Regions from separate parts of the Homo sapiens genome. Here region 1 is linked to region 2. Evidence: read pairs that join two places in POLR2A ChIA-PET (ENCODE). Cell type or tissue: PC-9. All regions are shown on one strand. Each heading gives the region's core, and the rest is flanking DNA. Links, peaks and the distances in the headings are about the cores only.

Region 1 (5,482 bases), core at 199-5,198, 210 kb before region 2:
GAGTTGTGACTGTAAAGTGGGGGTTGTTTTAAGCCACCAAGCTCTGGGGTAGTTTGCTCCAGGCAGCAGGTGACTGAGACACTGCCCTGTGGGACTCCCCATTTCTGCACTCGCTCCCCTGTATGGGGGCTCCTGGATCATGCCAGGGTCACGTCTGATAAACCCAATGTTAGTTGAAAGCCTCCAGATGAAAGGCACTCAGTGCACTCCGCCTCCTGAATATCATTGTTCGGCCTCCCGGCCTTCACCATGTGCAGACGCTGACGTCAGCACATTCGACAAAGTCCCCAATTCCCTTGCTCTGTTTCTAAGGCCCCGCCACCCCCACGCTGTGGCTGCGCTTCCTTGTCCTCATCCTTGTCCACCTGTGTTCTTTCCAGGTGCCCTGAGTGGACTGGAGGGGCACAGGGCAGCCTGGCACCTGCTGAGCCCTTGCTGGGGCCATGCTGTCCTGAGCCCCTGCTGAGCACCTTATGGGGACATGAGTGGGGGCTCAGTCTGGGAAGGAGGAGGGGAGGCCTGGGGAGATGGTCTGACTAGCTCTGCCCAGCCCCTCGGTGCTGTCTGGGGACAGGCTGGGGTCCAGGGCCTCCCCAGATGATGGGACCAGTGTCTCCAGGGCTCTGCAGGCTGGTCGGGGCGGCTGACCTGGGCATTTCTTCTTCTGGCTGCCGGGAGGCAGCAAGGCCCCAGGTTTGCATCTCAGTGGCCAAGTCTGGGCGAGGCTTTTCGGGGAGCAGGGGTGCAGCGGCCAAGTGTGTCTTTGGCCACTCTGGGGCCACATCAACGGGTCCTGGGGTCCCTGAAGCACCCGGGAGGCAGCCAGGAGGGCGCCAGTGCTGGGCTGTGCAGGGTGGGCCTGAAGAAGGGGGTGGTGCCTGGCGGTGATGGAGTGGGCCCGTCCCATCCCCCAGGCCGGCAGCCCTGCCTCAGGAGAGCCCTCAGTGGGCTGCAGAGGGGCCTCCCACGGTGAGAGAGGACGGGGAGGGACTGGAGTGTGGTTCATGTGGTGGCCTGCTGGTGCAGGGCTGGGCTCCATGTTGGCAGGGCTTGCGGGGGCGGTGCTGGGCTTCACAGTGGCAGGACTTGCAGAGGGGGCCTGGGCTCCATGGTGGCAGGGCTGGTGCAGGGCTGGGCTCCACAGTGGCAGGGCTGGGGGGTCTGTGCCCACAAGGCCACATCAGGCACAGGGGACCAGCCCCCAGGACAGAGGTCAAGGCCTGGATTTTGTGGCCCAACCTGGACCCCTAACTCTCTCCTTGCCCCACAGTGAGTAAACCGAGGTGCAGTCATGGCGCCTGCCTCCTGCCGTGTGTTTAGGTGAATGAGGTCAGGCCGGGTACTCACCTGTGCATCCCCGCTGCTGGGACCACAGCAGGTGCACCCACGGACCCCAGCCCCACTCCGACCGCCTGTGTCCTCACCCTCTGCGGGCTGACCCTTTCCCCCTCTGGCCAGTGGAGGTGGGAAGGCTCTGAGGGCCCCTGAGCCCAGGTTCCCTCTCTGTGGCCCTTAGCCCTGGCCACAGCACTCGGAACTTCTAACCGAGCCCTGCCGCCATAGCACACGGTCCGTGGTGCAGTCACCTGACACTGCACCAGGGCGTGATGTCCACAGGCAGGCCATGCCCCGGCTCCACACAGCGGCCCCGGACTGGAGTGCCCCCCGCAGAGACAGCGGGCAGGAGGCCGTCCTTCGGGGCCACCACTGTGACCATGAGATGCCCAGCCCTAGAGGGTCAAGGGTCCGTCTGAGCTGCCCGAGAGGTCCTCTGGGCTGAGCAGGGAGTGCACAGGTGGTGGCCGACGCCTGCTGCTGAGAGCGCAGCTCTGCGGTGTTGATGTGGAAGCAGCTGAGCCCTGGGGCATGGGCTCCACCAGGGCCCTCACGGCCTGCGAGACTCAGGGCTGGGGACTGGGTGCTGCCATGTGGTGGCCCTGCTGTCAGCTGCAGTCCCCAGCTCTGACCTGCAGAGTCTCACTGTCTCCTTTCGGCGTTTGCGGAGTTGGTGCGTGTGCCCTGGCCGTGCTCGGCAAGGGTTCCTCCCGGATAAGGTGGAACCCGATTTGGGGTGCGCTGGTATCACTGTCGCAATGATGCAGTGTCGTCCCGTCTGGGAACAAGGCATCTTGCCATTTATTTAGGTCTTGAATTTTTCTCTTCAATGCCTTGTGGTTTCAGAATGCGGCTTTTCCACAGAGTTTGTGAGATTTTCCTATTTGTCCCACCTGTTCTTGCTGCCTCTTCTCTTGTATCGTTTGGGACTAACGGACCTTTCACATGACTCTGTGCTTACTGTCACTACCCGCTTGTTTGATACTCCCTTCCTTCCTTCCTTCCTTTCTTTCTTTTACTTTCTTTGTCTCTTTGTTTCTTTTTCTTTTCACAGTCTTGCTCTGTCACTCAGGCTGGAGTGCAGTGGTGCAATCTCGGCTCACTGCAACCTCTGCCTTCTGGGTTAAAGCAATTCTCCTGCCTCAGCCTCCCGAGTAGCTGGGATTACAGGCATGAGCCACCATGCCCGGCTAATTTTTGTATTTTTAGTAGAGACGGCGTTTTGCCATGTTGGCCAGGCTGGTCTCAAACTCCCGACCTCAGGTGATCTGCCCGCCTCGGCCTCCCAAAGTGCTGGGTTTACAGGTGTGAGCCACCGCACCTGGCCCTTTGGCTTACGTCTTAGTGGCCACCCTCTTCAGTAGGTAGGCTTCTGGTACGTGCTTCCAGATCACCAAGGCGTAGCTCTAAAGAGCACCATGAGTTCATAACAGCATAAGATCCGCTCGCCGCCCACCCGCTCGCCACCCACCCGCTCGCCACTCACCCGCCCGCCCACCCGCCTGCTTGCCCTTTGTACTATCGTTGTCAGACGTTTTACTAAATCCACATATGTTATAAACCCCACAGTGTATTATGAATACGTTTGCTTTAACAGGCGATTATCTTTCAAAATTTGAAAAGTAATAAAAACAGCATTTTTTTTTTTAAAGAGACAGCTCTCACCGTGTTGCCCAGCCTAAACTGAACTCCTGGGCTCAAGTGATCCTCCCACCTCGGCCTCCCAAAGTGCTGGGATTACAGGCGTGAGCAAACACGCCCAGCCAGAAAAACAGCATTTTTATCATCCACATATTTTCCCTATCTAGCCACTTTCTTTGTCTGTGTAGACTCATCTGGTGTCATTTTCCTTCTGCCTGAATAACTTTGATGTTTCTTGTACCGCACGTCTGCTGGTGATAAATTCTCTCGGCCTTTTGTTGAAAAAAATCTTTATTTGCCTACATTTGTGAGGATATTTTTCCCGATGTAGAGTTTTAGCTTGACAGGTATTCTCTTCTTTCAGTCCTTTAAATGTGCTAACGCGTCGTCTGTCTCCCAGCTCACGACGTTTCACACGATGTCGGCTGTAATTCCTGTCTCTCTATGTAACATGCCTGTTTTCTTTGACTGCTTTTAAGATTTTTCTGTGTCACTGGTTTTCTACAGTTTTATTACAATGGCCGTGCCGTGGTTTCTTTCTGTTTATTCTGCTTGGAGTTCATGGAGCTTGTCTAGATTTTTGTCCAATTGAAAAACTTTATTAAACATTTTTTCTTGATCCCTCCACCACATTAGCTGTGTGCAGCATATTGTGGATTTTTTTTTTTTTTTTTGAGATGGAGTTTTGCTCTGTCTCCCAAGCTGGGATGCAGTGGTGCGATCTCAGCTCACTGCAGCCTTCACCTCCCGGGTTCAGTGATTCTCCTGCCTCAGCCTCTTGAGTAGCTGGGGCTACAGGCACTGCCACTAGGCCTGGCTAATTTTTTTGTAGTTTTGGTAGAGATGGGGTTTTGCCATGTTGGCCAGCCTGATCTCGAACTCCTGACCTCAATTGATCTGCCCGCCTTGGCCTCCCCAGATGCTGGGATTACGGGCATGAGGCAGCACGCCCAGCCATTGGTCTTCCAGTCTTTTTTCCCTCACTGGGCTTCATTTTGAATATTTGCTATTGCTATGTCTTCACATTCCTTAAAAAATGTCATTGGATGTTATTCCTGTCCATCGTGTTTCATTTCCGATGTATTTTTCGCCTCTGAAATTGCGTTTAGGTTCCTAAAGATCTGTCATTGCACTCTTCAGCACGCTTATGTTTTCCTCTGTGTCCTTGAAAATGTGGGCCCTAGTTGTGACTGCGGCTTTAATGTCCTTGTCTGCTGATGCCATCGCCGCCGTCCTTTCTGGGTCTGTTTCTGTTGATTCTTTTTTCTCCTGATCCTGGGTCATACTTCCCCCTTTGTTGCATCCTTGGTAATTTTTGGCTGCACGCTTCCTTGTGAGTGCTACATTGTTAGGTGCCAGGTTTTGTTGTAACCCTTTAGAGAGTGTTGGGCTTAGTCCTGGTATGTGGTGAAGCTGCTGGGAACCCGATGACCCTTTCCAGGCTGGCCTTGGGTGCTGGCAGGCCGGATGCAGGTTATCTCAGCGCCGTAGCAGTTCCCTTTGGAGGGCTCTCCCGGTGACGCTCCCTCCCTGTGGGGATGCAGCTTATTCCTGGCCTGTGTGAGTTCCAGGTGCTGTCCCTGTTCCATTCCCCAGGGCTTTCTCCCATCTTGCAGTCTCATCCCAGGCACGTGCAAGTTGGTACCTTTCTAAGGCTTTCGGGGAGCCCTCTGTGGACCTCGGTGCTCCCTCTCTGTGCAGCCCTCTGTCTCTGGTCTTCTGCCCCGTGGCTATGCCTTCTGTCTCCTCAGCTCAGAGAGATGTCTGGGTTCTGTTTGCAGCCCCTTCTGAGTCGCAGCATGGGAGCTGTCTTCAGGTGGTGAGCCGGGCAAGTGTGGGTGCCCCTCACTTGCTCTCTCAGGGGTCATGGTCCTGCACTCCAGACCCCGAGTCTGAAGGCTGCTGTCCACGTGTGTTGTCGGTTTCTAGTTGTTTATAGGGGAGGGGCCCTTTCCTAGACGGGCACCGGAGTCTGGCTGCTTCTGTCCCTGTTCTCTCCACTGGCCGGGGACCATGAGAGGCTCTGGTGGGGCCGGTGATGTTTATTGAGTGGTGACGTTTATTGAGCAGTGGAGGGGACCGGCTCTGTAAAGCCTCAGCTCTGTGCAAGCACTCAGCGGCCTCCTTCCCTCCTGTCCTACAGACGGGGACCTGCGCCTGGAGAGCACTCTGCCCGCTGAGGCAGAGCCCGAGTATGTGCTGCCGTCTGTCTGTCTGCAGAGCTTGGGAGCTGGTGTGTGAGGGGGGGTGTCCAGAGTCCTGGGCGGTGGGTGCTGGGTTCTCCTACTGTGGGAAGACCTCAGGGCACCAAGCGTGGGGCTCCCTGATGTCCACGTGGGCCCTGCCCATCCCCCCCATCACTGAGTGCAGAGTCTCCCTCTGGGTTCCCGGATGGTTCCAGACGATGTGGGTGCAGGCGGTAGGTCTCTCTGCAGTGTGGATGGGTCCAGACGACGTGGGTGCAGGTGGTGGGTCCTTCTGCAGTGTGGATGATTCCAGATGATGT
Region 2 (5,229 bases), core at 230-5,229:
ACCTTCCACCCCTTCCCTGAAACCTCAGAAAAGAGGGCAGCAGCAATGCAGCCTTACCTGGACGGACCTGTGCCCCAGATAATGTCTCCTCTGGAGGTCATTCGAATTCCAAAGGGAATCACTTACAAGTTAGTTCCTGTCTCTGGAGTCCCTCCCTTCTCCCCGAAGATCACTCATGCCCCATCAAAAGAACCGTCCACACTCCCCGTCTCCCCTCCCTGATGAAGAAGGGTACAGGAGCACTGGCCTCCCGGCAGGTTCTCAGGCCATCGCCCTCCTGCGGCCCCACCCCACGCGTGGGGATCATGTCTCCCCCGGCAGCGGCTGCCGCTGCCTCCCTGGACAGGCTTCCTGGCCCTCCATCTCCGCTCTCAGCCAACTCATTGTGCCCCTCTCTGAGCCTCGGTTTCCTCACCTCTGAAATAAGCTCTGTGCCCATCTCGAAGGGTAACTGAGGAGATCAGTGAGGGAATGTGGGTGATGGCCTTAGCATAGGGCTTGGCACACTGTCCTGGTTGGGACCCTCCCAGTGAATCCCAAAGCAAGCTGACATCTAGCTGTCAGAGAGGAGACCATTCCTTATATTGTCTTATACTTAATTTCTTGTTTGCTGAAAAAGTAGAAGTTAGAATTGGCAGAAGTGAAAAATCACAGACAACTGGGGACCACATTTCAGACCTGGTGTTAAAATTCAACCTCTGACCTCAGGGCTTGTGCTATCTATGGATTCAGACATTGTGTAAAAAAGCATCATGAAACTCCCTGTTCTGTTCTGTTTCGTTCTGATCATTGGTGCATGCAGCCCCCAGTCACATACCCCTTGCTTGCTCAATAGATCACGACCCCCGCCCCCACAGCCCCTTTAGAGTTGTGAGCCCTTAAAAGGGACAGGAATCACTTATTCGGAGAGCTCGGTTTCTAGGACGTGAGTCTGCCGACGATCCCAGCTGAATAAAGCTCTTTCCTTCCACAATCCAGTGTCTGAGGAATTTTGTCTATGACTCCTCCTGCTACAGCTGGAGGGAAACTCTCTTCCTTCCTAGCCCCAGTTGTCTCTTTGTAACTATGATAGTTTGCTGCCGATGGACACGGCAAGTCTGTATGCTGAGATGCTGGGTTGCAGCAAAGAAGGGGTTAATCATAGGGTCACTAAAGAAGTTGCTGGGAGGGAACCTCAAATCCATCTCCCAGAGGAATCTGGGGCTGGGGTTTGTTGTTGTTGTTGTTTGGTGTCTGTTTGGTGTTTGTTTGTTTGTTTTTTGAGACAGTCCCACGCTGGAATTCAAGGGCACAATCATAGTGAAATGGCAAAGATTTCCTTGTCCCCTTGCAGGGCCTGCGATGGGGACTGGCTCGCTTCTTTGGGGCCCCGCTGCTCAAACCCCTAGGGGAGCATATAGATGGGCAGGGAGCCCCACGGCAGCTTCTAGGGGTGAATGTTTACAGCTGAACCTCCAGTGGGCATGTGCTACAGGGCACTCTCTTAGTTTAGCCGTCCGTAGGTGGCTTGTGTTAACCAGCTCAGTTAGGCCTCTGCCTTACCGCAAGGACAGAGGGCTTTCTGTATCCCAGGGTTCTTGCTGTGCCGGAAGAATCAGATCACACATGGGCTTGGAGAATGAGTGCAAAGTTTGATTGAGTGGAAGTAGCTCTCGGCAGATGGGGGAGCCAGAAGGGAGATGGCTTTCCCCTGGAATCAGGCCGCTCAGCAGCCGGGGCTCTCCTCCAACCATCCCAACCAAACTCTGCATCGTTCCACTAGCTGATCGCCTGCCGGAGTCTCAGTGTGCTCTTCTGCCGGCGTGCTCCCCCTGATGGCCTCTCGACGTCCAGCCGCTTGTGTGTTCTGCCAATGGGCTCCTCTCCGTGTCCAGGGCTTAGGTGCCTGCCCGCTAGGTCTCAGGGTTTCTATAGGCACCAGATGGGGGCGTGGCAGGGCAGGGTGGTCTTGGGAAATGCAACATTTGGACATGAAGGCAGGGTGTGTCTATCCTCACCTAGGTCCGTGGGCACAGGCCTGTGCGTGGAGCCCTAGCCAGGGACCATGCCCTCCTCTAGCCAGCACTTCCCTGCCCACCACTCCTGCAGCCTTCAACTCCTGGGCTCGCATAATCCTGCTGCCTCAGCCTCCTGAGTAGCTGGGACCACAGTTGTGCACCACCATGCCCAGCTATGTTTTTAAAATTTTTTTGTGGAGATGGAGCCTCGCTATGTTGTCCAGGCTGGTCTTGCACTCCTGGGTTCAAGCAGTCCTCCTGCCTTGAGGCTGGGGTTTTCCAGAGTTTTGGAGTGGGCCAAATGTGCAGATGGTTGATTAGTAGAAGGTTGCAGGGTGAAGCCACAGGACAGAGTGAAGAAGCTGTTCTCATGTGGATCCCATCCCTCCATGAGGGTCTTCAAACTGGTTGCTGGAATTTGGGGTCTGAAAAACATCTTAAGGAATCAACAAAAGCCTCATGACTGTAATATCAGGGATCGCATCTGTGGGAACACAGTGGTCACGACCGAGGGCAACGTGGTGATGTTTAGCAGCGAGAAAGCGGGCCACCGTGCAGTCTGATTAATGCTTAATTATAATAATATTTCTGTCCAGAACCCGACATGCAATTCTTGTCAGCCCTGTGGAGACAGTTTTGTTACAGGAAAGGGGTCCGGATCCAGACCCCAAGAGAGGGTTCTTGGATCTCCTGCAAGAAAGAATTCAGGGTGAGTCTGTAAAGTGAAAGCAAGTTTCTTAGGAAAGTAAAGGAATCAAGAATGGCTACTCCATAGTCAGAGTAGCCCTGAGGGCTGCTGGTTGCCCACTTTTTTGGTTATCTCTTGATGATACGCTAAACAAGGGGTGGATTATTCATGCCTCCCCTTTTTAGACCATCTAGGGTAACTTCCTGATGTTGCTATGGCATTTGTAAACTGTCCTGGCGCTGGTGGAGAGTGAGGACGTCCAGAGGTCACTCTCGTGACCATCCTGGTTTTGGTGGGTTTTTGTCGGCTTCTTTGCCACGACCTGTTTTATCAGCAAGGTCTTTGTGACCTGTATTTTGTGCTGACCTCCTGTCTCATCCTGCGACTTAAAATGCCTTCACCGTCTGGGAATGCAGCCCGGTGGGTCTCAGCCTCATTTTACCATTTTACCCAGCTCCCGTTCAACACGGAGCTGCTCTGGTTCACATGCCTCTGACGGTTTCACCTTCTGCTCAGAGCATTTGGACCTCCACAGGCTCTGACTCAGCCCTCTTATCCCAGGCTGATCCCATCCCCGTCTAAAAATCCCACTAACTTCCTTCTGAGAAAGTTGAGAGTCTTGTTTATACTAAAGTGTTAATGACTCACAAAGCATTCCCAGAGGAAAAGTTAACAGGAGGAGACTGTGAGGCTCTGGCGGTGAAAGGTCAGGCATGAGCCCTGGGGGAGATGTTTTCTTCTCTGGAGGCCCCTCCTGAGACCCCCCATCTCTGCACAGGAAGACGAACCCTGTGCCCAGCGGGTCCACCTATCTGCCCACGTGGCCCCAACCCCAGGCTTCATGGAGTAGAGCAGGGCTCATTCGTGTGGCACCCACACGCAGTTTCAGGGCGTGGACTTTCCCGGATGGCTGGGTGGCTTTGGGGGAGGTGTGAGCTGTTGGTGGAGAATGCTGAGCCCGGCCCTGACGACGGTCCTCTTTTCCTGCCTTAATAGGCTAGTCCCCATCACTGTGGGGGGCAATTTGGGGATATTCTCCTCCAACTCCTGCTGGTTCTGAATCTTGCAGGGAGCTGCAAATCCCAGTCACTGTGGGGTCTTGGGGCTTCTAGGAGTCCCTGCTGGGCCCAGGGCTTTTTTCTCACTGACCTGGAGGCCTCTCCCCACGGCTCCCCATCTGACATCTTCTCAGCTGGGAGACTTAATTGTAAAGACTCACAGGGATCCAGGGGGCATCACAGGGGGCCCTCCTAGGTACTGACAGATGTTTATTCATTTTGAAAAATGGGCAAATAGCAAATAAAGATGTTTAGGGTATGTTTGGAAGAAAACAGCAAAATAGTAACAGCAGTGCTTACCGCTCAGCGGGGAGAAGGCATATGGGTTTTCCCAGCTTTTATTTGGAAATCATTGTAGATGCAGAATTGCAAAGAAGCCTAGAGGTGTCCATGCACCCTGCCCCACCCCACGGTATCATCCTGCAAAGCTGCAGGGCAACTGCCAAATCCAGACACACACGCCCCGGTGCCCACAGGGATGGCTCAGACATCGAACTTCGCTTTCTTTATACTCCCAGTATTCCCGACACTTCTGGAATAGGCACATGACCATTATTTTTAGCTCCTTATTTCTTTTTATTTAATTAAATAAGCAACATATGGATAGTCCTTGTTTTGAGAATTTTGGGCCGGCCGCACACGGCAAAGCAGCTGAGCGCCCCTCAGCAGCTCCCTGCACAGTTACGCACTGGGATGGCACTGCGATGCGTGTGGAGAAACACCTGCTGGGTTTGGAGGTGCACAGGACCTCGGGGCGATCCCACCGGAGGAGCGGGGCTCGGCTTATGGCCCAGCTAACCCCAACTCCCCAGTGGGCCCCAGGGCCTTTCCTTCCACTTCCAGGAGTGACACCAACCTTGTCTCCTCTCCGAGCCCCAAGCAGTGGGAAGAGAGGGTCCCATAACAGGCCATGGCAGCGGCCTCTGCTGCCTGCCCACCTCAGAGGGTCCCCAGCTTGAGAGTTCAGAGCAAACCTGGGTGCTGCATGTGTCTCTCCCCTGGAAGAAGCAGGCTGGAGACAGTGGCCCCTCTTCCCACCTCCCCGGTGCACTGCGGGCAGACTGGGAACCAGGCAGCAAATCCACCCAGCTTGAGGCCCACGTCCTCCTGAAAGGGCCCCAGGCCCACACCCGGGGTTTTGCTGAAGTGACCAAAGGTAACCGCTGTGCTGAGGGGGCGGTGGAGGACAGGGAGGGGGCGAAGGCGAGGTGGGCGCTGGAGGACGTGGGGGTGAAGGCGAGGTGGTCGCTGGAGGACAGGGAGGGGGCGAAGGTGTGGTGGACGCTGGAGGACAGAGAGGGGGCAAAGGCGAGGTGGGCGCTGGAGGACAGAGAGGGGGTGAAGGCGAGGTGGGCACTGGAGGACAGAGAGGGGGCGAAGGCGAGGTGGGCACTGGAGGACAGAGAGGGGGCGAAGGCGAGGTACCCTGAGATCATCCCAGAAAACACACTGGGAAGTTCTACCTTGTGTCTAGCCTAACTCCTTT

Evidence for each region. Peaks named below come from ENCODE experiments on the same cell type or tissue, not always from the same donor. Only the 100,000 strongest peaks of a DNase experiment are listed, where the experiment ranks them.
Region 1: POLR2A ChIA-PET joins it to region 2 with 22 read pairs; 1 of 35 experiments calls an interaction of 5 or more read pairs at or near these places.

The regions. Positions count from the first base shown.
Region 1 is chr20:63,016,408-63,021,889 of GRCh38, forward strand. No RefSeq gene overlaps it. Among named protein-coding and RNA genes, the nearest start is that of BHLHE23, 12 kb to the left of the region's middle. RefSeq lists an enhancer at 366-1,333. In PC-9, for the core only: no CTCF peak of the experiment used is centred there; a DNase peak (open chromatin) is centred at 3,184; H3K27me3 peaks cover 4,771 bases.
Region 2 is chr20:63,229,221-63,234,449 of GRCh38, forward strand. No RefSeq gene overlaps it. Among named protein-coding and RNA genes, the nearest start is that of BIRC7, 4.1 kb to the right of the region's middle. RefSeq lists enhancers at 1,680-2,449, 2,523-3,722 and a silencer at 4,486-4,681. In PC-9, for the core only: no CTCF peak of the experiment used is centred there; a DNase peak (open chromatin) is centred at 3,261; H3K4me3 peaks cover 1,410 bases; H3K27ac peaks cover 2,659 bases.